7 separate regions of the Mus musculus genome follow, and regions 1, 2, 4, 5, 6 and 7 are each linked to region 3. Evidence: chromatin loops called from intact Hi-C (ENCODE). Cell type or tissue: heart. All regions are shown on one strand. Region 1 overlaps Dnajc27 (DnaJ heat shock protein family (Hsp40) member C27). Region 2 overlaps Ncoa1 (nuclear receptor coactivator 1). Region 3 holds the start of Ncoa1 (nuclear receptor coactivator 1). Region 4 overlaps Gm31938 (predicted gene, 31938). Region 5 overlaps Ncoa1 (nuclear receptor coactivator 1). Region 6 holds the start of Itsn2 (intersectin 2). Region 7 holds the start of Cenpo (centromere protein O).

Region 1 (4,000 bases), 370 kb before region 3:
CATACACACCCGACAAAAGGTTATATATTGCATATGTAGAATGTAACATGCAAAGCTAGAACAAGAAAGTCACGACTCATCTAGCAGAAGGAAAAGATCTGGTGTCTTTGCCTAAAATACAGGACGTTACTGCTGTGACCCCAGACCTTAGTCACACTCCAGATTAACATCAGACTTTCTCCCATCTCCAAGCTGCAAAGAGCATTTATTAACTGTGAGAGTGCTATGAGAAGTCCTAATGAGAACAGCGGCAAGGGCACCTAACACTGCACCATGCCATGCTGACGGGATCACGGGGACCCTGGTGACAAAAGGAATCCTGAGAAGTAAAATCTTGTGGTGGGGATAGAACTCTACAGGAGCCTGGCACCTGAGGGTGATGAAGAGTAGGGATGGGAGCCTGTCGTCTCTGGGCCTTCTCCAGCCAGGTCCTGCTATTCCAGACCGCGGAACTGTCTCATCCTCTCTGGTTGCACGCTGAGTACATCCGTGCTTCCGCTGACTTTTGCCTCATGCTGTATAAGCTCTCTTCCCTTGGTGGTGCTCACAGCTGCCTCCAGCTGAACCTTTGCTTTCAGGCCTGGGCTGCTGTGGTCGTCATCTCCCTGTCTCTCAGCTTTGGGAAACGGCCTCTCTACTGTTTCCTTCCCCAGTTCTCCGAAGCCCCCACCCCATACTAATCACAAGTTCCTTTTCTAGAAGCCTCTCCTGAGGGATTACTTCTGGCTCCCAGGTTCTCATTCCTTCAGTTAGCAAAGGCTTGCTTGCTCTGTGCCTCTTACATGTGTAGAGATGCCAGGCTGCCCTTGATCCTTCTTTGACTGTCTCCTAGACTCAACCTGCACTGTATTTTTTACTTGTATGCAACCCATTGTTTGTTATTTTCTATTCTTTTAGTCCTACCTTTGAGAAAAGGAGGTAATTCCATGGGAGATGTGTAGTGTCCAGATGCAGGATTTGGGGCCAACCTGGTCACTGACAGAGCTTGTCTGCTCTTTGCAGGGAGGAAGTTAATAAGGCCTACCGGAAGCTGGCTGTGCTGCTTCACCCGGACAAGTGTGTAGCACCAGGCAGTGAAGATGCCTTCAAAGCAGTTGTGAATGCCCGGACAGCCCTCCTGAAAAACATCAAGTAGAGGCAGAGGAAACTACAAGCGAGCTCAAGTGCAAACAGACTCCCCTTGAGGTGAAATAACCAACATGGAGTTTTCCTTCACGAATGCTCACTGTTGTGTTCCCTCATGTGTAAGTTAATAGTATGGGTGCCTGTTACCATGTTGTGGCCATTTCTCAGTGAGATGACCGCTTTTGTGTGAGAGATAACCCCACATCTCTTATGCACTTCATTTCTTATTGCCAGATAACTAGGTGTTTGTCATTGTGTCATCGCTTATGCATTCACCTGTGAAAGTCCATGACTGTGACCCACCTGCTCTTCCTCCCAGCAACCCTCCATCCATCCATCTGCCCACCATCAGAGAAAGGAATAACAACAGGAGAGAGAAAGAGCCTGGCCCCCGGGAGCCTGCACCCCACTAAGCGGCTTCCTGGTTAGTATTTTAACCATCAGCCTGTACAGTTAGTAGCCAGAGATGGTGGAGGATGAGGCAGGAGTATTGCAAGAGAGAGGCCAGTCTGGATTGAATTACTTGGCAAGACTTTCAAAGAAAAACAGGCAACCTTGTAGAAGAGTGATGTGAGCTAGCACTGTTATCTGCCCTTTTAGGACACTGACTCTGTTCTTTCTCCAGCCACCAGGGGGAGACAAGCCAGTGCTAAGAGAGAGGCAGTGCCAGCCACAGGAGCTGGAGAACCTGAAGCTCATCCCGGATCCCAGGCCTTTGCTCTGCCCTAGAAATAGTTGCTAGCATCAAGCAGCAAGGATGCTGTGTCCCTGGGAATGAGGGGCCCGACACCAGAACAGAAGCTCTTAGAGGGCGCATTGTGGGTCACTTGGGAGTGTGCGCTCAGTCACACCATTCAGACGGAAAGGCCAGCTTGGGCCTTTCCTGAGCTCAGGCATGTTGGGCACTAGGAGGGACCCTGCATGAGACTCGTCCCTGTCCTCAGTCCTCACCACAGGTGGTGGGAGAGGCAGGCGGGCCCTCTTCCACAGACCCGTCTCTTTCTTCTGCTCTCCTCTCGCCCCACTCTTTGTTACATCCCACATCTGCCATGGCCTTTCCTCTTGCCCTGGGCTCAGCTGACTTGAAATAAGTAGGATCCATTTGGGGCACACTGGGACGTCTTGGGCCTGTGTGGGGCAGAATCCCTACAGTTTCTGCTTGGACTCCAAATTTCTGAATAGTATTTTAAAATTACAAGTATGAAAACTCATGTTGCATAGAGAGAAGCCTTTCTCGTGCTGTTGCCCCTGCCTGGTCCACAGGACTGGATGGAGCTGATGGAGCTGGGCTCATGTTGCTCGACTCCTGTCATCCCTCTGAACTCTGGTATTCTTATTTTGAGCTGCAGCCACCTGTGCTACCTGGAACTCAAAGGATGACTTTTAAATACCTATCCCATAACGGTTGCCAGATAACATGTCTCTTGCCTAAGAAGACAAGCTCTTGGCTTCCTGTCTAAACCCTTGTAGTCCTCTGGGTTTTTCCTTTCTCCATAGTGGCCTCACTTTGCATGGCTGTGCTCTGCGCAGCTGCTCTGAGCTTTAAAATGTTGTTCTTAGTGAACTCAGATGTGTATAAAAGGATAAAGAGGTCTGGCATACGGCTGTATTAGCATACGGCTGCGTGGCTTGAATTAGCTTCTGAGGTGATTGAGCTCCACCTCATGGTTCTCATGGGCCTCAGTTCTGCTTGAGGCTCCCTCACGCCTAGCACATCTGATTATCCAGCTGCTCCTGGAACAGAAAGTGGGAGTCATGAGGATGAGAGGTGTGTGTGGTGCTGTCAGCCTGAGTGCGGGGCCCAGGCTGCGCCTCGTTCAACCACATGGGCAGGAGAGCAGTTACAGCAGGGGGCTTTAGTGTTCCCATTTGGGTCCCTCAGGTCACTTGCTGATTCTCAGATCTTGAGACGCTGTTCCTGACATCTTACTTATATCTAGGGTGGCTGCGTAGCATCTTATTTATTTATTTATTTATGTAAGAGTAATAAAATGAAGAGGTGAAGCCTCAGGGTCCCAGAATGTGTCTGGTTTCTTTAGTCTCTCAGCAGAGCATTAGGAAACAACAGAGCATAGCTCAGAACGAAAAGTATTCTGAACCCTGGCTTCGTGATCCGGTACAGACCTCTGCATTCATTGAAATTCTTAGTGCAGCTGTGTGCTTTGTCCTTCGACATTTTGAAAACTGCTTGCACATTTAAGATCTTAGGACGTCAGCAGGAGTCTCAACTCAGTCATTTCAGAGGCTGAAACGTTTTTATAAAGAACCTTGCCCCCCCCCAAAAAAAAGAAGGGATAAAATATTTGAACAACTGTTATCTTAAAAAGCTGTGTCCTTCTCCATCTGAGTCACCAACTGGTGTCACCTCTTCACTTGTTGGAAGTCCCTGGAGGCATTTCTGAGTTCGTCTTCCAGCCTTCGTCAGCACTTTAGAGCGTCCTCCCCTCCCCTGGTGTGTGCTCTCCTCTGTGTCTCCCTGGAGCTGCTGGGCTCCACTCTCAGTGTCTCTCTAACCCCGGAGCTACTGGGCTCTGCTCTCAGTGTCTCTATCCCGGGAGCTGCTGGGCTCTGCTCTCAGTGTCTCTCTATCCTGGGAGCTACTGGGCTCTGCTCTCAGTGTCTCTATCCTGGGAGCTGCTGGACTCCGCTCTCAGTGTCTCTCTACGCACTGCCGCTTTACTTCTCCATGTCAATGTCGTCTGTGGCTTTGCCAGCATCTTAACTCACGAGTCCAGATGCTGAGAGTAAGGCTGCTGTCCTTCTGCACACTGTACACCATTCTTTAAGGCTTGTATTTACCTCAGGAAACATATTCTAGTATCTTCTCACTGATTGAAATCTCAAGTGATAAATACTTCTTTATACCTGCAAAATG
Region 2 (4,000 bases), 180 kb before region 3:
GGACAGTCTGGGCATGTCTACTATAAGTGATGCTCTATGGACAGTCTGGGCATGTCTACTGTAAGTGATGCTCTATGGACAGTCTGGGCATGTCTACTATAAGTGATGTTCTATGGACAGTCTGGGCATGTCTACTATAAGTGATGCTCTATGAACAGTCTGGGCATGTCTACTATAAGTGATGCTCTATGGATAGTCTGGGCATGTCTACTATAAGTGATGCTCTATGGACAGTCTGGGCATGTCTACTATAAGTGATGCTCTATGGACAGTCTGGGCATGTCTACTATAAGTGATGCTCTATGGACAGTCTGGGCATGTCTATTATAAGTGATGCTCTATGGACAGTCTGGGCATGTCTACTATAAGTGATGCTCTATGGACAGTCTGGGCATGTCTACTATAAGTGATGCTCTATGGACAGTCTGGGCATGTCTACTATAAGTGATGCTCTATGGACAGTCTGGGCATGTCTACTATAAGTGATGCTCTATGGACAGTCTGGGCATGTCTACTATAAGTGATGCTCTATGGACAGTCTGGGCATGTCTTTTATTATGCATTGCAGAGGCATTAACCATAAAGGAAAAATGGACAAATTCAACCCTATTAAAACACAATTTGCTTCATAAAGACCAAGACAAAGTAATAAGAACAGAAGCCCGCCAACCTCTAATGAAAACACAAGCCACAGCGTGGAGAGGACACCTGCAATGTATAACTAGTGGTGGACCAGTCCTCAGACACACACACACACACACACACACACACACACACACACACACACACAAGGAACACTATTCAAAGGCCAACAGGCAGAGGTCTAAATGATCAATGGATGTTTATCAGAGAAGTAAAGTAAAACTGTGAACTACTACATACAGATCCTATAAACTGATCTACATATAGATCCTAGAATGGCTAAACTTAAATGATTGACAATATCAAGAATTACTAAGGATAGAAAACAATTACAAGGAATACTTGTATAATAGAAACTCCACGTACCTACTAACAATAAGTTTATGCACAATTTAGAATTTTGCAATTCCACTTCTAAGTATAAACTCAGCAGAAATGAGTGCACATGGCCACTGAGACAGATGTATAAGCACATTTGCTATACAGTGACATTATTTTATAAATATATTTTAAAATTTAATTTTCAAGCTTAATAGTTCTAATATACTTAATGTTTAAGGCTGTTTTCTGCTTAAAATGATGTTAGTTTTATTGTATTAAAATATGAGATATAGCCTTATTGTCTAAGAACATACATGTAAAGAGACTCTGAAAATATGGAGAGGGACATGGCTCAGCCTAGGGAAATGAAGAACTTTACCGGGCGTAGAATGTGTTAGGGAAGAGAGATACTTTAAGAGACAGGGGGAAAAAAATCAAGCTGCTTCAGGAAATTCAAGGGCCTGGGCATACTAAGTGTGAACCTTGATTCACAGCGGAGAGTCTGAGTAAGCTGCACCGTGCATGTGTCACTCGGCTGTGACAGGCTACACCTACACAATGTGAAAGCTCTTAGAAGGGAAGGCCATCTTTTATGACATTCTTTCTCAGTTTATAAGCAATTACTCAATGAATAAATCTGCCTATTAACTTTCATACCAGTGCCATACCACCCTAAACATAGATCTAACACTTATGAACAGCCTCTGTTTACGTCTGTCTCAGGACATGCCCTGTAAAGGCAGTGGCTTGCTACCCAGAATAGCTAAGTTGAGAAGCAGAAGACAGGAAAGAGGCTTAGGAGCTGCCTTCAGCAGGCCAGCCTACCTGTATCCTCACACCTCTCTCTTATTTCATGGACATCAGAGCTTCCTCAAATTAGCTGTTACCCAGAGTCCATATATCCTAGAATGGCTTACTTTAAAAGACCGACAATACCCAAACAGTCTTAAGATGTCAACTCTGATTCTTTAGAAAACCAGTAGAAAGGAAGAGAGGAAGGAAAGAAGGCATCATTTAAAAACCACACAGGACCACTGTAGCCCCTAGAGTTTTACAAGGAATGTCTGAGGGCACTCCATGCTTTTATCCTCTACTTCAATGGTTCTCAGCCTTCCTGATGCTATGACCCTTTAATACAGTTCCTCACTTTGGGGTGATCTTCAACCATAAAATTATTTTCATTGCTACTTCATAACTATAATTTTGCTACTATTATGAATTACAATGTAAAGATCTGATATGCAGGATATCTGGTATATGACCTACAGGTTGAGAGTCACTGCTCTGAACTAATTCCTTAGTGCTGAAAGACAGAAATAAAGCATCCATCCAGATATGGACTACAGTAGGAGTAGAAAAAGGCCAAGTAGAGAAGAAATAAATTCCCACTCTATGAAGCAAGGATTCACCCACCTGGCTCTGGGACTCCAGTTTAACTTCCTCAGGAGCAGGTTTGGTCATTGGGGTTGGGTTTGTGTTACAAGGATCCATCTGTTCTTTCTTCTCCACTTTGACCTTTACGTCATCCAGGCACAGGTTTGGAGTGGACCTTAAATCTTTCTCATCTTTGTCTAAAAGGTAGCGTAGGAGCTGATGGTCTTTTGACTCTTTTTTCTTTGCAGCATCCAGTTCCAGTTTTATGCTGGCACTCCCCTGGGATTGTCCAGACACTGACACAGCAGTAGAGGCTGGCACACTGTCCTTCTTCTCGGGTTCCACAGACAAAGTGGTGATGTCTGAGGGGCTGCCCTCCTGTAAAAGCCGGTGCAGAATTTTATGCCGCTCAGTCAGAGAGCTGTGAGAAGAGGGACAAGTACCTCCTGAGGGGTTAGAGGAGGCAGAGCTGGAAGTACCAGTGCAAGACAGTACATCTTTGCAGCTTGTGTCTATGTCGGCATGCCGTAACTGCTGCTCTGCGGTCGTAGTCAATAGCTGTACTAGCTTGTGACTAGTTTGAGAGTATTTACTGTCTCCTTCTGAGAGTCTGTCATTGTTATGCAGAAGTCCTGAGTCCAGAGGCTTGCCTTCGTTAGCACTGTTGTCGCTGTTGTCGGACTGAATCATTTCATTTAAAATGGATGCAATCTCTTTGCTGTCTTTGGACTCAGCCTTTGCTGGTTGCATACTTAATCTGCTAGGTGAATTCTGTGAGCTCATCTGCCGAAGGACTGGAGACCCAGCAGAGAAGCCAACAGAGTTATTGGGTCCTTCATTCATACCTTGTAAAGATGTTACTGGGATATTTGAATAGGATCGATTATTATTATTACAGGCACCACTAGTAATGCCAACTGGGGAGCTTAATGTTGGAATATTTGGAGGAAATGAATTGTTTGACATCCTGGCCCTTGTTGCCAAGCCAGAATTAGCTTGTCTCCTCGGAGACATGAACTGTGAGAGGGCAATTCCTGTACCTTCCATAGGAGAATTATTGAGGTTTAAAGAGGGATTGCTGCTCTGGGAACCTGCCTGTCCCTGGTTTAAGGCAACATTGGCTACAATCTGATTTCCAGGTGAACATCCAAAGTTCCCTTGGTTGTTGCTAGAGTTAGTATGACTGCTGCTGCTGTTGAGGTCTGAGCTCTGTTGGCGGTTTACTCTGGCAGAGACCATGTTGTTGTTGGATGGTGGCAACGTGGATGAACGGGTCACACCATGGGCTGGAGAGATACCAGGATTGACTGAGGGATTTATTCGGGGAATTGACATTCCAGAATTACTGTCATCTTGAGGAGAAAGCCCACTGTGCTCCCTAGGGGGAAAAATACATTATTATTCAATCATTTAAATCTGTTTTTATTATATTTTCATGATGCTATTATAAGAAAGACCATTTGCCGCATTAATGTCCCAAACTGCCAAGTAGAGAGTTTCTGCATCACCCTAAGTTAGGGGTCAGGGACCTGTCATTACCACTGACAAAGAGCAGCACCACTTCCTAGGAAATGGCACCCGTGGACTCTTGCATCATTGACAGTGCTGTGAGGAATAAATTGGTGTTGGGAAAATATGCAATAGATATACTAATAAACTTGTC
Region 3 (4,000 bases):
ACAGCGATTCACCTACGAACTCTTTACTCGCCAACATCACACTTCACATTTAAAAACTTAACTGTTTGGAAAGAGAAAAAAGAGAAGTCACCTTCTCCACAAGGACACCTGCCTCGCCTCTTCAGTGTCTCTATAAGGATAGAGGAGCCAGAAAGGCTAACGTACTCCCCAGCTTAAAGTTTCTCTCCCTACCAAACTCTTCAGCCACAGCACCTGGGCTTGTCCTTGTCACACACAGTCAATCCCTCCGTCTTCCTCTAACAACGTCACACTACAGGGTGTCTGGCCCATGGGAGTGACTGCTTTTTGTTTTGTTTTGTTTTGTTTTAATGTATATACAAATAAAATTAAACGAGCCACCGCAGAGGTGTGGTAAGGACCGAGGACCCCGGTGTCCAGTTTCTCCGAGTCTCTTCCAAGCGACTATGGAGAGCTCAAGTTCCATCACTGACCATTAACCAGCCCTACCTACAATCGTTGGACCAACGTGTGCTGCTTGTCTTTCTAGGTCCTTTCAGCAGAACCTTCCAAAGGGACCAAATTCCAGCCGCAAGAGGAAAATCTCCTTTATCCGCCCATTCCTACCTCCGAAATCCTGGTCCCAAAGGGAGAAAGGCAAGTGCAGCCAGGCTAGGCAAAGGGGCCGTCGAAAGCTGCACCCACAGAAAGGCATGCCTAGGTCGCCCCCATTTCGCTGTCCCAGTGAACAAGATTCAGAGAGGCTGACAGGCTGGCCAAGGTCACCGTGCTTGCTCGTCGGGGCCGAGGGGCGCCCGCGCCTACTTCCGGCTCCCCCTTTCGGCGGCGGCTCCGGGCGCCCGCTCCCCACCCGGCCCCGGGCCGCGCGCCCTCCGCGGATGCTCGCACTCCACTAACTAGGGCAACTGGAGTGCGCCGCAGGGACGGCGCTCTGCAGCGCGCCGCTCGCCCCGAGCAGCCCCCAGCTGGTGCCGTGACAGCTGCGACCTCCGCCCCCTGCAGCCGCGCCAGGCTAGCGAGGGAACTCGAGAAAAGTGGCAGCGGGAGATGGGTCCCAGAGCAAGCAAAGCCAGGACGGAGGGCGCCGGCTGCTCCCCGCCCCCTAGGGCCGCCGCGGCCGCGCGGCTCGTGACAGCTGCACCCACCGCGAGGCTCCCGCCGCCACCGCCGCCACCGCCGCCACCGCCGCCGCCACTCACCTGCCTCCGCCGCCGCCGCCTCTGGGCCGCGCTCCCCGGCGCCGCGCTCACTCGCGACTGTGGCGGCGCCGCCGCGGACTCCGCCGCTCCTCCGGCCCGGCGCCCGTCCCCGGGGCCCAGGCGGCCCGCCGCCGCCGCCGCCGCCTCGGCTCTCCGGCCCCCCTCCTCCGGAGCAGGAGTCCCCCCACTTCAGGGGGATGCAGAACCACCCCGGCACAAGCTGTGCTTGAGGGAACAGCAGCGAACTGCAGCCGAAGGGCTTGAGGCCGCGCTCCGACCGACGGACGACAGGACGAGGTGAATCGCGTCAGTCTCCCGCTCGCCCGGCCTGAAGAACAGGCATTTCAGCCGCTCTCCGCGGCCGCCATGTTCTCCTCCTCCACGGCTGCCGCCGCCGCCGCCGCCGCCGCTGCCGCCGCTGCCACCGCCGCCGCCGCCCCCCCGCTCGCGGCCCCGCCCCCGTGCCCCGCCCGCAGCGCCCCGCCCTCGAGCCCCGCCCCACCCACTCGCGGCTCCGCCCTCACCCCTGCCCCCTCCGCGGACAGGCCCAGAGCCCCGCTGCCCTCTGGCTCCGACGGCGCGCCCCGGGCAGCGCGACCCCTCCAGCCCCGCGCAGCGTGAAGCCGCCCCGCGCCCTCTGCCGGCCGCAGGCACGCCGGGGCCCGAAGTCTTAAGGAAGTGTGAGAAAGGAGGCCCGAACTCTTTCCGCACGGACCCTCCCCACGGGGCAGTTCTCTCTGCTGCCAGGAAGCCTCGAACCCCAGAGTGTCCCTTAGCGTCCCTGAGCGGGCTGTGGGACCTATGGCCTCTAGATGTTCTTTATAGTTTAGGGAAAGTTGGGGAGCAACCTGAAGGCCCTGGGGATCCCAGAGGAATCTGACCTGGGCCTGTTTCCACTCGCGAGTTGTTTTACTTTGAGTAAGAGACATCCCTCGGGCCTCGTTTTTGTTGTTGGTGTTGTGTTCTGTAAGATTTGAGAGGTGGTTTGCCTAGATGATTTCACAGACTATTAGACAACGGAAAAGAAAGATCATCTGCCCCCTTTCTTTTTGCAGATGAAAAGATCTGACTGACAGTGTCTGGCTCTACAATTGCATGAATTGACTAAAATGTCTGTCATTCACAGATCTTTTCCCTCTAGGGGGGACCCACATCTTTTTTTTTTTTAACCTCCTTTTTTTTCTTCTATAATGGAAATGCTACTTTCAAAAGTAGTGTTCCTTGTCACCGGAGGAATCAAGCAGCCACAGGACAGCTCCTTGAGCCTTGATCACTTTATCTGGAAAGCAGCTCTTATCCCAAGACCTGCAATGTACCACTCACTGTTCTCTCTGGCCGTGGAAGTGCTGTGCGGTCATCTTTGTTTCCCTGAGTTCTTGTCCTCATTTAGCTGACTTGTGATGCTGTTTTCTGCTGTTTCCCATCCTGCATTGGATGCCCCAAAGCAGCCTGTGAAAATCCTTAAGTCCTCCATGTCCCTTCCCTAAGTCAAACCTGACATCTCGCTGGCCCTCTCTGAGACAGCCTGTGACTTCTTTCACAAAGCAGGTACCTTCACCCTACTACTGCTGAGTGCCCTGTGCTGCCTTCATCTTCCTGTCTTGGTCATAGTTATAAAGCAGCCAGCAGACCATACTCAGCCTTCCTTTATGCAGTCATCCTTCCATCCCTGTGTTCATTCCGTTGATTCTTATCAAAGTCAGTACCCTAGTGCATTTGATTAGCTCCTGTCCTCACCTTCTTTACAGTACCACCTGCACAATCCACAGCCTTATTAATAGCTGAAGTGCTTGAAGGTCTCTATCTCTACTTAGTTTACTCCTGTGGAGTCTGTTTCCTGGTCTAATACCATCTACCCTGTGCAAAGTGCATTGTCCGGCCCTCTGGTGCTTACAAATGAGCCAAGTATAGGCAGTCCTCCTGTCTCTACTAGACTTCAGGAACTGCTGATGTGTAACTGTGGTGGGCACATCAACTTTATCTTGGTTTTTCTAACTGGATGTTTCTAGCCCCTCCTTTCTTACTCTCCCCTCTTCCTGTTTTGTGCCTCATTCTTTCTACCTGTTCTCTGAACTTTGTTTCACTAACACTTTTCTTGTCTTTTCCTTTGTGTGTTTGGGAGGCGTGGGGGTATGTTTAATTGTCTTTCCTTCCTCTTCTCTCATATAAGTTGATTTGGTTTGTATCCATAGCTTTAACTATTAGTTTCTGTCTTAACTTTAAGCCATTCTCAGGCTGCAGAGATGACTCAGTGGTTAAGAGCACTGGTTGCTCTTCCAAAGGACCCAGGTTCAATTCCCAGCACCCACATGATGGCTGACAGCTGTTTATAACTCCATTCCCAGCATATATGACATACTCTCTGGCCTCCCTGGGCATCAGGCACAGATGTGGTGCACAGGCACAGATGCAGGCAAAGCACCCATACTCATAAAATAAATTAAAAATTTAAATATACATCTTAAAACATTCTCAGACTACTCAGTACTGAGATTTTTTGTTTGTTTTATACTTATTTGTTTGTTTATTTGTTCAGTACCTTGCTACATAACACAGATTGGTCTCCAAGTCTGAGTCTTCCTGCCTCTGCCTCCCAAGTTGCATAAATATAGGTGTTTGCCACCCTGCTAAGATTTTACTGAATTGTGAATGTAACTTAAGTAGTATGTATATTGCTATAGCTATTCATGGGTGCTAAAGAAAATTCTTTCTCTGGAGTGAAATATCTTACTAAGTAAACCCTTTGACCTTGCCCACTCATAGTCCCTTGCTAGCACAGTCTTGCCACTCTCTTGTCCTTTTTGAATGTTTGCTTTTTCTCT
Region 4 (4,000 bases), 50 kb after region 3:
CTAATAAATGTGTGTGGAGCCCCCTTGAATGTTTGGCTGTGTTCACCAAGAATAGGGGAAATGGAGACAGCCAAGTATAGCTGCAGGCTGCAGGCAAATGCCCAGAAGAAGAAAAAAATCAAATATGCAAAGAATCACGGCGCGCAGCCAGAAGAGCATGAAATTACTAGGTAAATGGTGCAACAGAGGCTCAATCTGCAGAACTGAAATGGGATCGATGAGGGCTCGAGTAGTCAAGGAGACTACACGCAGGCAAGCGGTGGGCTCTGAGAAGTGAGAGTGAGCAAAGGCACGGATGGGCGGACCGTCCCAGGGTGGGCCGTCCGGATGGACTGATAAGCCTGGGGCTCATTCACTCGGGGACTCACGACGGAGACCAGGCCACAGACCATTATCATCACGACTTTACATAAAGCGTCAGACGTTGAAATTGGTCATGAAAGTTCTCCTAGTTGCTCCACAAGCATCCTGTCAACCCACAAAATACCAGGGCCTTCTGTATGATAAGCACACACTCTGTCACTGAGCTGCGGTCTCAGCATGCTCACAAGGCTTGGAAGAAAGGATTTTTATTCTCAGAATAGGGAAACACTTAATTTTACATATGGTAGGTTTCAGCATTATACTTGAAAAACTGAGTCCCAAAGAGGTCAGATGACTAACGCAAGGTCAACTGTAGTCAAGACTATACTTCAGGTTTTATTATTGTCTAGTGAAGTTGCCCTTTTCACTGATGTGGATTTTTTTTTTTTTTTTTTTTTTTTTTGTCTTTTGGGCAGTGCTGGGGATTGAGTACATGTGTGGAGTCATTATCCCCTATAGATAACCATACTTTAAAATAATCACTTTTTGTTTGGGGGGGGGGGGTGGTGGACAACAGAGTCTTTTGTAGCCAAGGCTGGGAAGGATGACCTTGAATTCCTAATTCTATTGTCTCCAAGTTACAAGGGCCCAGGTTACAGCCATGTATTGAGAAGTATAATTCAGTTTATTTTTATTTTTTCATTTTCATGTGTGCATGTATGTGGGTGCACACATATACACATGCATGCATGCATATAAATGTGATGGTTGTTGATGATGCAGGGATTCATTCTTGATCACTCTTCCACTGTACTCACCGAAACAAGATGTTCTAATCACGTCCAGAGCTCATGGATATGGCTTACTCTTGATGACCAACTTACCCTGGGGGTCCCCTGACTTCACCTTCCAAGGTTGCAGTTACTCATGGCTCCTGTGCCCATCTGACATAGTCTATTGGTTTTGGAAATTTGAACTCTGGTCCTTTCTTATGCTTGCTTGGCAAACACCTTAACCATTGAGCCATGAACCCAGCCCAAAAGAACAATTTTAAATATTTTTGTTTTTTTATAATAACTGTTTGACCACAGAAGTATGTGAAATATAGATAAACCTCCAAATTAAAATCATTTATAATCACCTCATCCAATTCAGAGATGTTTTGATAATCAGTAAACATCTCCAGTAGCTTTATTTCAGGAGCAAATATATCTGGTCTCCTTTAAGAAAAAGCATTATAGGCAGGATAATGTGGTAGGAAAAGCATGAGATTTGAAAGTCAAGCCCTCAGATCAAGCCCTGTCCAGTCATGATAAGGTGTGTGATCTTCTCCCAGTTAATTAACTTCCCCAGGCTTTTATTTCTCAATTTGCAAAATGATCAAGGTCCAGTGATCCACTTCAGATGTCTGTTCTGAGTCTGAACTTCAAAAAAAAAAAAAAAATCAAACATTGTAAACTTGGAACAGTTAATTAAAACAAAAACAGTATCTGATGTTTTTAAAGGAATGTAGCAGCGTGTTAAAATAGGCTTCTTCCTTTCTTGGGAGTTTTGGCCCAAGCTCCAAAGCTGAAAACAATAGGTTGAAGTGAATGCCTCCCCCATCCCCACCTCAACATCCTAAATGGGGTACAAGACTGCCCAGGCAGAATCTCCAGAGCAGGCGAGAGCCAGCACTGCCATGATCAGACGTGCCCAGAGCTCCAGGCATTGTGAAAGAAAAAGTTAAGCAAGAGACCCAGCCAATGCCTTTGGACTTGACCAGAAAAAAATGTCTGCAGTGAAAAGCTGGCTGGAGATGTCTCAGGCAGGAGAGTCCCAGCAGAACACAGTGCACTCATATAAATCATAGGACAGCTGATGGCAGGTAGCCATGTAGAAAAGATGGACCCCAGTCATATTATGGACCCTAAGAGGTCCGTCTAGATGATTCCAGCACAGGAAAACACTCTGTGAGATGGGTTCACTGTCATCCAGACAATAAAGAAGAAATTTAATTAATGTGACCATCGTCCACACATTGTCCACATCTCTATGAAGAGAGGCCCAAGGGGGCGGGGGAGGCCTTTAGGTCCTTAAAATTAAAACAACAGCTATAGGTCTGCTATTCACCAAGGGATTACAATGGCAAGAGCCACTTCTTGTTCCCTGGTTTTTTCTGTCCTAGACCCAACTTCAGCAGAGGAGGTGAGACAGAGAGAAGAGAATGGCCGTGTACTCCTTCAGCCCGTTTGTGAGTCTGGATGTGGTCCACACTAATGGATGAAAAGCACTTCGTTAGGATAAGAAAGTTCTGGCATTAGATCAGACTGAACATTTTAATACCGGAAGGTAATCAGAGAACCAAGAGTAGATAGAAAGATTTTAAAGAGCATTTTATGGAAGCCAGAGAGATGACTTCAGATGGTAAAGTGCCTGTCACACAAACAAGAGGACCCGAATTCAGATCTCCAGCATCCAGATGAAAAGCCAAGTGTGGCACTATGTATTTGTGGTCCTGGCACTGGAGAGACAAACAGATCCCCGGGGCTTGTTGAACCCCAACATCAATCTAGCCAAGCATTTAAGTTCTGGGTTCAATGAGAGAGTCTGGCTCAAAAAAATAAGGCAGAGAGAGATAGAAAACAGTTGACGTTTACCCTTGGCCTCCACATATGTGTACCTGTACACACACATGTGCACTTATATGCATGTACATGTATGCACACATACACAAAGGACTGTCATAAGATAGAACAATTGCTTTCTGCTTGAACCCTCTCAGTCCATCTTGTTAAATACCTTAGTTACAGAAGAATATTCTGATGAGTTAGGGGAGGATCGACTGCCAGAAGGAAATGGCCATAGCTGTGCTTTAAAAATTAGACAATAAGGCGATGGGGACTGAGGATATTGCTCATGTAAATCTGGCAGGAGTTTTAATGACTGCTCAGATGAGGAAGGGAATAGAGTGGATGACTCATGTGAGCTTTTAAAGTCTTGAGCTAGAGTCTCTGGGAGATGGGGACTTGATGGATAGCAATGCCACTTGCACAGCTAAATGTGACCACACACTTGGGTCAATGATACTGATTTATTTTTTTTTGAGTTCTTCAGTCGAGCATCTTCTGAGCCAATTTATGAGTCATATAAAAGAATTGATCTCATTGCTTTTCATTTATGCAATGTCTTCAATATAATCCATCATTTAGCAAGCTCTGGTTGAAGATCCCATATACGTTGTATGTTCTGCCAGTCACCATAGGGAAAGGTCAGCAGGACACAGGATCTGTTCTCAAAAGGTCTCAGTCTACCTGTTCTACCTGTTTCAGTGAAATCATTGGGGTACCCCAGTTTCTGTGGCCTGAGCCCTCCTAAGTCCGTCATTATTCTTCTTATAGAAAGGATAGAGCCTTTTGTACATTGGGTGAATCACCATCATAAGTCCATGATGTCATTGTGTCCAAATTGTCCAAGTTCTGTTGGGCAGAATTTAAGCTGTTATGACATTATCTAGAATTTTTTTTTATCTAGAAATTTGGTCTTTGTCAAAACTGTACTTTCTAAATGTAAGCTGGCCTTCAAACCCAACTTAAAAAGCATAGAAAAAGAGAAGGAAGGAAGAATGAATGAATGCAACAAAGAAAAGAGAGAGAGAGAGACCTACTCAAACAGAATATCAAAGCTTTGTATTAAAATTAGGAAAGTATAAAAATTA
Region 5 (4,000 bases), 200 kb before region 3:
GAGCCACCTTCCTAGGTAAAACAGTAGTTAATGCACAGTTTGATCACAATCTCCATTCTTTAGTCAACTACTGAGAAATTTCCATATTCTTCTTGTTAGCTTAAAGAAATACCCTGGAAAGTAACTAAATATAAGAAAGGAGATACACTTTTAAAAAGGTTTATTTATTCACTTTATGTGTCTGTGCGTGAGTGTGTGCATCATGATTGTGCAGATGTCTGGGAAGGTCAGGAAAGACCGGTGGGTTTCTAGGAGCTCAGTTACAGGTGGTTGCAAGCCACCTGCTAAAGGCACTAGGTACCAAACCTGGGGCCTCTGAAAGAGCAGAAAGTGCTCTTAACTGCTGGACCATTTCCCTAGCCCCATAAAGAGTTCTTAATAAAAGTAAAACACACAAAAAAAAAAAATCAGTTAATTTATTTTTCAGGTTTATTCTTTTGTGTGCATGTAGGCATGTGTCTGTGTGTGCACATGTGTGTTTATGTTTATATGCGTGTGCGTTCCTACTTCCCTCTCTTTTCCCTTTCTTTCTTCCATCTTTTCTTCCCTTCCCTTCCCTTTCCCCCTTCCCCCTTCCTTCCCCCTTCCTTCCCCCTTCCCCCCTTTCCCCCTTCCCCCTTCCCTTCCCTTCCCTTCCCTTCCCTTTCCTTTCCTTTCTCCTTTCTCCTTTTCTCCTTTCTTCTCCTTTCTTCTCCTTTCTTCTCCTTTCTTCTCCTTTCTTCTCCTTTCTCCTCCTTTCTCCTCCTTTCTCCTCCTTTCTCCTCCTTTCTCCTCCTTTCTCCTCCTTTTCTCCTCCTTTTCTCCTCCTTTTCTCCTCCTTTTCTCCTCCTTTTCTCCTCGTTTTCTCCTCCTTTCTCCTCCTTTTCTCCTCCTTTCTTCTTTCTCCTCCTTTCTTCTTTCTCCTCCTTCTTTCTCCTCCTCCTTTCTCCTCCTCCTTTCTCCTCCTCCTTTCTCCTCCTCCTTTCTCCTCCTTTCTCCTCCTTTCTCCTCCTTTCTCCTCCTTTCTCCTCCTTTCTCCTTTCTCCTTTCTCCTTTCTCCTTTCTCCTTTCTCCTTTCTCCTTTCTCCTTTCCTTTCCTTTCCTTTTGCTTGCTTGCTTGCTTTCCTCTTTCTTTCTTTCTTTCTTTCTTTCTTTCTTTCTTTCTTTCTTTCTTTCTCTCTCTCTCTCTCTCTCTCTCTCTCTCTTTCTTCCTTCCTTTCTTCATTTTCCTCTTTCTCTCTCTCCCTCTCTCTCCCTCTCTCCCTCCCTCCCTCCCTCCCTCCCTTCCTCCCCCCCCCCATATTTTCAGGTTTTGGAATTCAATGAGGGATACTCATGCTTGTGTGGCAGCACGTCACCTAATAAGCCATATTGCCAGACCTTAAGATTTATTCTTATCCTATTGACTGTATGAATACCATTAAATACTATGACCGAATCATAATCAAAACAGCAAATTTATTTTATGCTTTCAAAATTGATGAAACTATCTTGATAATATAAAGTGACTATTATATACAAAAGAAATTAAGTTGAAAAACATTAACATGCTAGTAGTTCAGCCAAAAACCCCACCAAATTGCTGATTCATGAAGACAGTATGCAGTCTAATCTAAGATGACATTAATTGATGTATAAAAATTATATATATGTATATCTATAATTAAAATATTATTATATGAGCAATATGAGAAAGAATTATTCTTCTGGGAAAAAGAAAAGGAAAAACAGTTCAGAAAATTCCTAAGTATATTTATTCTTCCCTTGATTGACATGTATGAGATATAGTCTGTGTTGTGAGACACAGATGCCTGTGTAAATTAAGAAATCAAACTCCACTGAGAATGGAACACTGAGCAGATATATTTTCTTTCCTTTCACATTCTTTCTCTAAACAAAGACAAATGGTGGACAAAATGACCCAGAGCTGAAAGTTTAAGGCAACACAATTGGTACAGTAAGGCCAGTTTATCCATAGGAATACGTGGACATCAAAGCAGTACAAGCGATGACATGTAGAAGGAGACTTGGCATAGCACATCAGTCAAGTGGTGATTACAAAGGAGACCTGCCTGTGGCCATACGGTAAATGCTCTGCTTGATCGGAGCTCAACTACATTCTCCCATGCCCCTTTTTAATTAAACACTCATGTCGAGTTATAGCTCAAAAATACTCGTGCACACTGGGATCCAGTCTGGGGAGGGTAGCTCCTAGTTTAGAAGCTGATATCTCTCAGTGTATAAAATAGAAAGCGTCTTACTTACTCTTCTGGTTTATTCTGATTTATTGTTGTCAAAGTATTATTTGCCCATGGAATCTGATCCCCCGCTCCTGGTTGTCCAAACTGGTTATCGATCGCTTCTAATTCTAGTTCAGGCAATCCTGATTGAAGAGAAAAGGTTCACTGTCACAAAGGAGGACAAGATAGCATTTCACAAGTCACACACTATACAGGAGAGCAGGATTTCCCTATAAACTATTACTTATGATGATACTCAGATTTAAAAAAAAAAAAAACAGGCCGGAACTATGTTTTTGAAACTCAAGAAAACAATACATGCACTTTAGAAAAATTATCTACAGCAGTTTTAAAAAGTTACTTGATTCATGTATGTATGTCTGTGTCCCACATGCATACTGGGCCTGAAGAGGCCAGAGAGAGGGTCGGATCCTCTAGATCTGAAGGTACAGATGGTGGTGAGCCACCTTTGGGTGCTGGGAACTATACTCAGGCCCTCTGGAAGAGCAGCCAGTGCTCCTGACCACTAAGCCATCTCTCCAGCCCTATGTAGCAGCTCTCTGAAAGTGCTATGGCTATCTGTAAACTATTTACACCAGGGAAAACTAAAAATAACCTAAATTCCAGAAATTCTGGGAGTGATGAATTAAGGTATAGATATTGACCATGTGCTGTTGAGTAAAGGAGACTACAGAATGTTCTAAGACACATGTTCACCTAGATTCTGTCCCTAGAGATGCATAAACACTGATAGAACAATTCGACGAGGCTCTCCTTGCGTATCTTTTTGGTTCATGTTAAGCAGCAAGTGAGATTATTTTTCTGTTTATAATGATTACTTGTAATTTCTAAAGTGAGTACACTCCAACCTATCACTGTTATGGGCTAAATTGTGTTCTTCTCCCCCAAATCCACTATGTGGAAATTCTAACATCTAGGACTTCAAAACATAACTAACGGGAGACAGAACCTTTAATGAGGTAATTTGTGGCAAACAGACCATTACTGTGACTCCTAGTTCACTATAACTATTATCTTTATAACAACAGGAGGTAAGGACATTAATGTCACAGAAGGAGGTGGTCAATCCAAGATAAGGGAAAAAGACTTCAGGAGAAACCTTGCTTTGACACCCTGGACTCCTAGCCTCCCAGACTGTGGGAACATACTGTATGGTACTTTGTTAGAGTACCTAGCTAACTAAACAATTTTTTAAAAAGTAAAAGGGCCTTAGAGTTTGCCTCTTTTGTGGTCCTAGGGACTGAGGCCAGGGCCCATGAACGCTAGGCACTGAGCTGAGTACCCCTTCTAGGCCTCGGAAATTTTAAGAAGAAACTTACTTAAGTAGAGTTTCACTTTCTAGCAGTGTCACATACCTGTAATCCTAGCACTCAGGAAGCTGAGGCAGAAGGATTGCCACAAGTTTGAGGCAATCTGGTCTGTATACTGAACTATGTAATGAGCTGGTCTGTACAAACAGCCAGCCTGAGGTACACAGGTAGAGTCTGTCTCAAAGCAAAAGGAAAACCAAAACCTCAAGTTCCCCATTTTAATCATGAATGAGTAGGTTTGAGGATGTTTAAAAAATATACAAAACATACAAGGTTTACTTTTTAACATAAAAATTTCTTAACTCAACTATACCTTTACTTTCATTGTTTTTGGTGTATATGTGATTATGTGTATGCACACACATACTCATCTATGTAAGATAGGAGCTCAGAGCTCCTTCTGTTTCTTTCTTAATTAAAAAAAATGTGTATGAGTGTTTTGACTATGCA
Region 6 (4,000 bases), 110 kb after region 3:
CTGGAAGGAGCATGAAAGGAAAAGAGCTTGTGGTTAGGGGTCCCCATGGTAAAACCTTGGTTTATAGTAATGGCCTAAGAGCCTATCCTAGATTTGGCAGAAAGGGAGAAATATGATATGCATAGTTTACTTCCCTGCTCCCTAAGCTTTTCACGCTACACCAACTACTAATCTTTTAGGGAATTGACAGAACGTCTCTGAATTAGGTAGGGCTTGTTATTCATCTACAGTCCATGCTAGAGGTAAACAAATGACAGTCAGATCTGGGAAATTCTGAGGGAATTCACAGGTAGAGTTTCAAGACCAGCCCATGAATGGAGGAATGAACTGGGAGGGTTGCTACATCACCTACCTGAATCATAAATTCCTAAAGACTGAGGATGACGAGAATTCTGGGTGGAGAGAAATGACTGACTATTTCAGGTGCTGAAGTTTTTGCTGGACACTGAGTGCTCTGGTATTTGGCTAAAGAAGACACAAGGAGAGAAGAAGGGTTTTGCAAGCCTAAAAACAAAAATCAAAAACGACAAAAAGGACTGTTTTTGCATAAGTAGGGAAAGAAAGATCTAAAGGCAGCAAGAACATTTCTTGGGTTGCTTCTGTGTTTGCCAGCCTCCAAAATTCCATTTAGCTTGCTGAACAGAAAGAACTACTGTTAGCAAGGCCTGCCCAGCAATCTGAGAATCCTTCATTTCTTTTCTTCCCTCATTACTTATATCCACTAAGTAAGTCCAGATTTATTCCAGAATCGCATATGTATGTATAAGAGAAGCTAGGCTAGAGGAGGCCCTCATACTCTACATTGTGACAGGATAGATTGATCTCAAGTTCTGAATAGAAACTGGAATTATCAGCACTTGGGAGACAAAGGCAGGCAGATCACTGTGACTCTGAGGCCAGCCTGGTCTACAAAGAGAGTTCTAAGACAGCCAAGGCTATACAGAGAGACCATCCCCCCCCCCCAAAAAAAAACCCTAAAACCAAACAAAAAAAATCCCAAGTTGTTGACTTAGTGTTTGGGATACTGCAGGCAGACATACAGAACTCCAATTTCTGATAGCTCTGCAGTTTCTTCAAGGGAGGCCTTTAAATGCACCTGCGTCCCACCGCCCTCCTCTCAAGGATCCAGCAACCTCAACAGAAAGAAGGCAAGGTGAATGTTACCAAGTCCCGAACACCAAAATGCAAGCCAAGGGCTAATTGAAGAGTTAAGAAAACACCGTGAGAGCAAGAAAACCCTGTTTATCACCATCAATGTTTGCTAAATTCCTCCTAAGAGTTGGTTGTCCAGTTCAGTTGGCCCTGAGCATCTCCGCAATCTCTTTCAAGTCAGACTTTCTATCTGCATCAGCCCCAACAGGGGTCAGTGAAGCCTGGGGTCATCTGATCTACACATATCTCTCACATTTCAATTGAAATCATAGGGATACTAATGTTTGAAAACATCCATTTATTTATGGGATTTTTAAAAAACAATTTTTATATAGCCTAGACTGACCTCAAATTCACAATCCTTCTCAGCAGTCAGACTGATGCGACTCGTTCTCTGTGTGCAGGGGTTACAGGCACGCACCAGTTTACGTTATGAGTTTTGCATCTCAGTACACTTCCTTCCATGGAAACCTTACACTCCCATTTTGCCCATTAGGGACCATCATTTCCTCATCCTCAACCTTAAGAAAGCTTTTTTTTTGTCCAGGGGGTGCTGTTGCCTCTGTCAAACAGCAGATAAAGAATGGTGATTTGAGTGAGGAAACCACAGAATAGAAATAAGTTCTAAGTATGAGTTTCTCCTATTAGATGGGTAAGGATGTTTAGCTTCTGCAAGCAGAAAAGTCCGGGACGGTCTTCCTGTCTGTCATGAGCTTGCTCTTGTGTGTGAACAGAGGGATGCTTTTTCTCAGTCTCTGTCTCTGTCTCTGTCTCTGTGTCTCTGTCTCTCTCTCTTTCTCTCTCTCTCTCTCTCTCTCTGTGTGTGTGTGTGTGTGTGTGATGGTGAATGGACAGCTAACTCTTGGGTGTGGTAAAATCCTTTAAGGAGAGTCCTTGAGAAGGATCTGCAGCAAAGGTGGAGGCAACTCCTTTGCACCTCTAACTTCCCCATTCTCAGGAAAGGCTTGCTCACATGTTAACGAAGAGACCTTCAGTGAATAAGAAGGTTCCAGCTTGAGAGACAGCAAGCTCCATGTGTGGTCCAACGGGGATGTCCTGGACATCTCTTGGCCCTTTCCAAAACCTTAGGGTCCTGTGGCAGGAAATGTCCCACCCAGTCCCCGGCAAGTCACCTCGAAGAGGAGGAGCCAGGTGGGGGGTCTTGGCAGCTCCTGGAAGGGCTGTCAGCCGCGGAGCTTCGGGACCTGGCGGGAGGAGAAGCATTTCGGCCCACGCCTTCCACGGTTCCGGGGGCGAGGAGGAGCGCCACGCAGTGTCACGCTCCCCACGGTGAGGAGTAGGTGTCCCGCGGCTAGGCGGGCGGGCCGTCACTGCCCGCCCGTCGCTCGCCTCCCCGCCCCCCGGCTTCCTGCGGAGGCCGCGGCCGCCATGTTGTTGTGGGGCTGAGGCGGCGCCGGCTGAGAGCCCAGCAGCCGTGACAGGCTGCGCAACAGGTTCGCTGCGGCCGGCCTGACGACTGACCCGGCGGCGGCGGCCGCGGCACGGCAGGGTCTTCCCGGAGCTTGGCCGCGCCCACGCGCCGGTGTCGAGGAGCGCGCGGGGTCGCGCCGGGACGTGCGCGAGGCGCCAGGTGGGTGAAGCCGCCCGTCGGCGCGGCCGAGGGGCGCGGGGCAGGTGCGGCCGCCGCCGCCCCCGGGGTTCCACGGGCCGGGCAGAGGGGGCTGCGCGCCGCGCACCGCCGGGTTCAGTCCTCGGAAGCGCGTGCGGCCCCCGCCCTAGGCCCCGGCCGAGGACGGCCGTGCCGGGCGGAAACCTCCGGCCCCGGGGTTCCTGCCTCCGCCGCGGGGCGGGCGGGCCGCTCCTCTCAGAGGCCGGGAAGCCCGGGCCCCTTGCCGCGGCCTCGCTTGGCAGGTGACGGCCTCCGCCTATCGCTGGTGGCGACCGGGTTCCGGGCTTTCCTTAGGGGCATCTGGGCTGGGTGCGCGTTGCCTTGGGGACCTATTTTATTTTGGCTTAGTTGACTTTTCTTTTCTTTCTTTCTTCCTTTCTTTTCTTTTTCCTCCTTGGTCAGGGTTGCTGCAGAGTGTCAGGTGAGCCGCATCCCGGTGCGTCAAAGTAGCCGGAGTCACGAGAGGACAGTGGGCGGATGCTTGGCGTCCACTGCTCGCGTTATAACAGCTAAAGTTGAGAACTGTTAAGCGCTGACTTCTGCATTATGCATTTCTAGGGTATATATAGGAAGCACAGCGAGGAGTCTCTGTAGCCAAAGTTCACTGCTTATTTAAGGGAGAAGAGGCACCTACAAGTGCATAGTGAGTAGGTAAACCGAGGCTGCAAGTTTCATTCTGCTGAAAGACACTGTTTGCAGGTATTGGTCATGCTCTGTGTTATTCAGTGATTGTCCGTGGCAAATACACTCATTTGAAACTTGCATTCATAACGAACAGGAACATTTTGGATAGACCCAGCTACTTTACAATAGGAATTCAAGTTGACACAGAAATTACTGCCGTACTCCGTGCTTCTTGTCTGTTTCACGGCGTTTCCTACTTCCTCAGGGGACGCAAGGTGTCACTTGGAATTTTGTGTTGTTAGCTTAGTTTAGGTAGTACAGACTGGAGGCCAAACTAGGTGCTTAAGCCTTTGAGAAATTGCTAACTTCCCTTTCACGGTTTGCTGTATTGTCATCCAGTGCTAAAACCTAAAAGCAATCTAGAAACATGGCCTACAACATTTATACAAGTTGATGGGAGGCCTGCAAAATTCAGTTATGTGCTTGCCATTACGTTGGCGGTTATTCTTATGACTGGTGTGCTGCTGCTGTTCCAAGTAATGCTGGTAACCATTTAACGAAGTTAAAAAAATGTTCAACATATCCAAAGGCTCA
Region 7 (4,000 bases), 240 kb before region 3:
GCTCCCCGCTCGCAGCTGCTCTTCTCACCCCTGAAGAGCCAACACCGCCTCTCTACTCACTCTGGCTCCCCACTGCTTCACTTCTGCCCTCAGCTTATCTCGTTGTTGCCGCAGTTCTCGAATCTTGGTTCTAAGAGAACTTTCCTTTTTACGAACTGCTGGTTCTTCAGACTTTCTATTCGATATGTTCGTTTGAGCCTCTAGTCTTTCCAGGTGAGCTAAAACACCTAAAGAAAGTGAAAACAGACAAACAAAACACCCTTCACAATCTGACAAACTTTGGCAAAGCATACTCCACGAAGGAACAGTTTGCTGTGCTAAACGCTGACCAAAGCAGCAACTCAGGGAGGAAGGGCCCATTTCATCTTACAGGTTACAGTCTGCCATGAGAGGAGTCAGGGCAGAAGTGTGAAGCCGGAACTAAAGCAGATGGAGGAACGATGCTTGCTGGCTTGCTCAGTTTGTTTTTTATACATCCCAGGACCACCTACCTGCCCAGGGGTGGCAAGAACTCAGGGCAGGAACTGAAGCAGAGACCATAGAGCAACAAGCTTATTAGCTTCCTGCTACTGCTCAGTTAGCTTTCATATACCACCGAGGACCACCTGCCGCAATGGGTTAGGTGCTCTTCCAATTAAGAAGCAATAAAAAAAAAAAAAAAAACGCCCTAAAGAAACTGCCCATAGACCAATCTGATGAGTTAATTCCTTAACAATTGAGGTTCCCTCTTCACAGGTTGCATCAAGTTGACAACCAAAAACAGTCGTCACAATAGATAACTCATATATCTAGGGCATATTTATTTATTTATCTGTTTATTGAGACAGGGTCTTTCCTACACGACTGGCCCAGAATTCACTATGTAGATCAGGCTGTCCTTGAACTCACAGAGATCCACCTGCTTCCACCCAGAGTGCTGGGATCAAAGACATGTACCATCACAACTGGTCTGCCATAAATTTATAAAGCCATAGGCCCAAATAACCAAACCAGAGACCATTAACCTCTCTGCTGGCCACTGGTGTAAAAACACCCACTAATTAGTACGCTCACTTGAAAAGAACAAGAGACTCCTGATTTGTCTACTGCTTGCTTTGTGGGCAGCAGCATTTCATCTAAGCCTGCTTATCACAGAAGCACAAATCTATGGTGGGAAAGGCCGATTCTCCATGCTTTCCCACAACCCAGATGAAACCTCCCTAGAGAAGTCCAATGCTTCACCTCATGTAACTAGTTTCCTTAAGCAGATCCAATATTTACTTTGCAGGGTTCACAAGAATATACATTCACAAAAATCCTTTCTTCATTTGTCTTGGGACAGCCCAGACCTGGCTCATTCATCTATCCAGCCAAGGCTAGACATCAAATTACTAGTGTATAGCTCCTTTAAAAAACAAACAAACCAACTTGCATAAGATCAAGAGAGAGCCACAGTAGGCAGCATGTTGGCCCTTCACTTGCTTTTCTTCCCGTTACTGACTCCTGACTTCTTTTATTTCCTCTGGAGCCTGAGCACAGCAGTTCCTTCTCTCTGCTGTATTTAGTTCCTCTCCAAGTTCACACGATAAGCAGTGGTAATTGCCAAGCAGAGAGAGAAAACCAACATAATCATAACTAAATGTTTCAATCTTTTGGATTGGAGATGACAAGGGAACTGGAGAATAATTGACCTGTCGAAGTTTGATGATTATTCACAAACTTTCACTCGTCACTTGTTTAGCCAGGTGTGCTGACACACAGAAGGGCAAGTTACTGGCAAATTTGGGATTACATAGTAATTTAGTTCTAGGGTATGGATTATACTTGATTGCAACATATTTTTAACAATTAAGTCATCAAACTTTTAGTTTTTAGTAACAATTTCAACCCACATGATGCTTTCACATTAAGTTTTGTTTAAAGGAGAAAGAAAATGAGGCAGAACTATAATGTGTCCAAGCCACAAAATTTCCTAAGATAGAGCCCTGAATCAAATCCATATCTAATCGCCAAAGTTACTGCCTTACAGTGTCCCTTCCTTTGCAATAAAGTCTGGAAACACTGTGGTACAGAGAAAGCCAAACCCCTTTGAATACCTCCTTTGCACTTCCTGCCTGGACACAAAGTATTTGCAGACTCCATCTCCTCTTCGGGTTCTCAAGTGTTTTTTCTTACGATGCTGGACGTACAAGGCAGGGTTAACATGGACCCGAACGTCCTTAACTGTAAATAGTAAAAGACACGCAATCACCAATCTATTGCCACTATTGCCTGACAGTCCCGGGATAAGCAAAGTGTCCCCGCTGGCGTCCCTTACCTTGGACTGGTCAGCCCTGTCCACGCCTACCTCACCGCCGTGGCCACTATGGTCCAGCCGGGCTTCCTCGAACACCCAAAGAAGCTGTACAGTAATGCTAATCTGTCTACCACTGGGTCTTGCTTTCTCGCCAAAGCTCCCTCACTCAGGATGCAGTTTAAGAATTCCCGCCGAGAGCAACTGAAGTAACAACGTAACCCACTGATCCCAGAGTGCTTTGTGCTTCCGCCGTACACGAACATGGTGGCGCCCAGCAGCTCCACACTAATCCCAGCATGCACCGCAAGGTACGTCCGGCCAGTCTGATGATCAGGAAGATGGCATGCTCTGGGGTGGAGCCACAGATCCTTGTACAGTACTTAGTATTACGAAAGGATCTATCTCAGGCTCCCTTTTCCTGGCCCACCGGCGCACTGGTAGCGCAGGCTTGTCACGCCGCCACAGCAGCCTTGCACCTTCATCGAGACCATCCGCACACGGCAGCTTATCTCCGGGAGCTGGGGCGCATGCGCAAGGTGGTTCTCGAGGTGAGGCGTGGGGAGTATCCGGAGGGACCCTAAACGGGGGTGGGGTGCCGAGGCCGGAAGTAGATCTGCTCTTGGGCCCAACCCTTAGCTTCCGGAAGTACGTGTGGCATGATTGTAGGAGGGATCACTAAGAGTTTGGGAATGGTCTGCGCTACGCAGTGAACCTTCCCTTTGGCAGAGCATGACTGTGAAGAACCGACGCAGACCCTGCTATCACAGCGTTCACCAGAAATTGGTTGTTCCAGTGTCCCTTAGATCCCTGGGAACGAAGCTGGGGAAAGCGTGGCGCTTATGCCTGTGCACCAATCTGCCTTTTAAAACTGGGCCTAGCCGGGCGAGGTGGCGCACGCCTTTAATCCCAGCACTTGGGAGGCAGAGGCAGGCAGATTTCTGAGTTCGAGGCCAGCCTGGGCTACAAAGTGAGTTCCAGAACAGCCAGGGCTATACAGAGAAACCCTGTCTCAAAAAAAAAAAAAAAAAAAAAAAAAAAAAGAAAGAAAAAGAAAAAAGCTGGGCCTAAAATTAGCACTGCCTTAATATTGTTAGTAAGAAATAGAGGCTGTTTATTTAAAAGGAGAAATGCTCAGTGAGTGGGGAAAAGGAGTATGTTTTTCAGAAGCTCTGAGTCTCAAGTCTCCTAACTGACATTTACATAGCACCTGCTTCTCTAGAGAAATCTTTATCCAGGAAAACACTGGCAAAGGGGTGAGAGTGGAGGAACAATGGCCAAAGGGACCAACGTGCCAACCTACATCTGTGTTCAACTTTCTGAGGGGTCCTTTCCCATCTTGGTGATTTACATACGCATTTGATTAACCCTTTTTTAAAGATCTACTTAAATTCTGTGTAGGTGTGTGTGTCTGTGGGACATATGCACATGGGTGCAGACGTGTAGGTGTGTGTGTCTGTGGGACGTATGCACATGGGTGCAGACGTGTAGGTGTGTGTGTCTGTGGGACGTATGCACATGGGAGGACAGAGTAGGATGTAGGCTCTTCTGCAGTTATAGGCAGTGAGAACATCCCACTGTGGGTTCTAGGAACTGAACTCTGGTCCTCTGGACACGGAGCATCTCCTCAGCTCCTGGACTAACTCTTAAGGGTTAGGACCATATGATATTCTTTACCAGAAAGCCTTCTCCTAGATCTCCTGGAATTTAAAAAAGTTGTATTTGTAT

Evidence for each region. Peaks named below come from ENCODE experiments on the same cell type or tissue, not always from the same donor. Only the 100,000 strongest peaks of a DNase experiment are listed, where the experiment ranks them.
Region 1: it touches region 3 in a loop (2.8-fold over the local background); 3 of 42 quality-filtered maps call a loop at or near these places.
Region 2: a loop joins it to region 3, with 1.9 times the contacts of the local background. A loop is called at or near these places in 4 of 42 quality-filtered maps.
Region 4: it touches region 3 in a loop (2.0-fold over the local background); 4 of 42 quality-filtered maps call a loop at or near these places.
Region 5: a loop joins it to region 3, with 3 times the contacts of the local background. A loop is called at or near these places in 4 of 42 quality-filtered maps.
Region 6: it touches region 3 in a loop (2.1-fold over the local background); 2 of 42 quality-filtered maps call a loop at or near these places.
Region 7: it touches region 3 in a loop (6-fold over the local background); 9 of 42 quality-filtered maps call a loop at or near these places.

What each region holds. Positions count from the first base shown.
Region 1 is chr12:4,105,800-4,109,799 of GRCm38, forward strand. It overlaps Dnajc27 (DnaJ heat shock protein family (Hsp40) member C27), which reads left to right. Exons shown (of 7, transcript NM_153082.4): 7 at 1,003-4,000. The coding sequence ends at 1,135. Among named protein-coding and RNA genes, the nearest start is that of Dnajc27, 25 kb to the left of the region's middle. In heart, a CTCF peak has its summit at 1,750 (motif pointing right); a DNase peak (open chromatin) is centred at 1,782.
Region 2 is chr12:4,292,534-4,296,533 of GRCm38, forward strand. It overlaps Ncoa1 (nuclear receptor coactivator 1), which reads right to left. Exons shown (of 23, transcript NM_010881.2): 12 at 2,377-3,715. Among named protein-coding and RNA genes, the nearest start is that of Ptrhd1, 61 kb to the left of the region's middle. In heart, no CTCF peak of the experiment used is centred here; no DNase peak of the experiment used is centred here.
Region 3 is chr12:4,475,594-4,479,593 of GRCm38, forward strand. Ncoa1 (nuclear receptor coactivator 1) reads right to left here and starts at 1,589. Exons shown (of 23, transcript NM_010881.2): 1 at 1,179-1,589. In heart, CTCF peaks have their summits at 886 and 1,843 (motif pointing left); DNase peaks (open chromatin) are centred at 938, 1,468 and 1,648; H3K4me3 peaks cover 2,236 bases; H3K27ac peaks cover 1,656 bases; H3K27me3 peaks cover 286 bases.
Region 4 is chr12:4,525,204-4,529,203 of GRCm38, forward strand. Gm31938 (predicted gene, 31938) reads left to right here. Exons shown (of 3, transcript NR_136891.1): 3 at 2,471-3,919. Among named protein-coding and RNA genes, the nearest start is that of Gm31938, 3.1 kb to the left of the region's middle. In heart, no CTCF peak of the experiment used is centred here; no DNase peak of the experiment used is centred here.
Region 5 is chr12:4,275,858-4,279,857 of GRCm38, forward strand. It overlaps Ncoa1 (nuclear receptor coactivator 1), which reads right to left. Exons shown (of 23, transcript NM_010881.2): 14 at 2,245-2,362. Among named protein-coding and RNA genes, the nearest start is that of Ptrhd1, 44 kb to the left of the region's middle. In heart, no CTCF peak of the experiment used is centred here; no DNase peak of the experiment used is centred here.
Region 6 is chr12:4,590,490-4,594,489 of GRCm38, forward strand. It overlaps Itsn2 (intersectin 2), which reads left to right and starts at 2,519. Exons shown (of 40, transcript NM_001198968.2): 1 at 2,519-2,743. Gm3625 (predicted gene 3625) reads right to left here and starts at 3,242. Exons shown (of 1, transcript NR_169069.1): 1 at 1-3,242. In heart, a CTCF peak has its summit at 1,717; a DNase peak (open chromatin) is centred at 2,432; H3K4me3 peaks cover 2,139 bases; H3K27ac peaks cover 1,713 bases.
Region 7 is chr12:4,231,456-4,235,455 of GRCm38, forward strand. It overlaps Cenpo (centromere protein O), which reads right to left and starts at 2,510. Exons shown (of 7, transcript NM_134046.6): 1 at 2,297-2,510; 2 at 2,076-2,202; 3 at 61-227. The coding sequence starts at 2,121. It overlaps Ptrhd1 (peptidyl-tRNA hydrolase domain containing 1), which reads left to right and starts at 2,558. Exons shown (of 2, transcript NM_001204912.2): 1 at 2,558-2,823. The coding sequence starts at 2,572. In heart, a CTCF peak has its summit at 2,465; DNase peaks (open chromatin) are centred at 2,656 and 2,806; H3K4me3 peaks cover 2,458 bases; H3K27ac peaks cover 1,768 bases.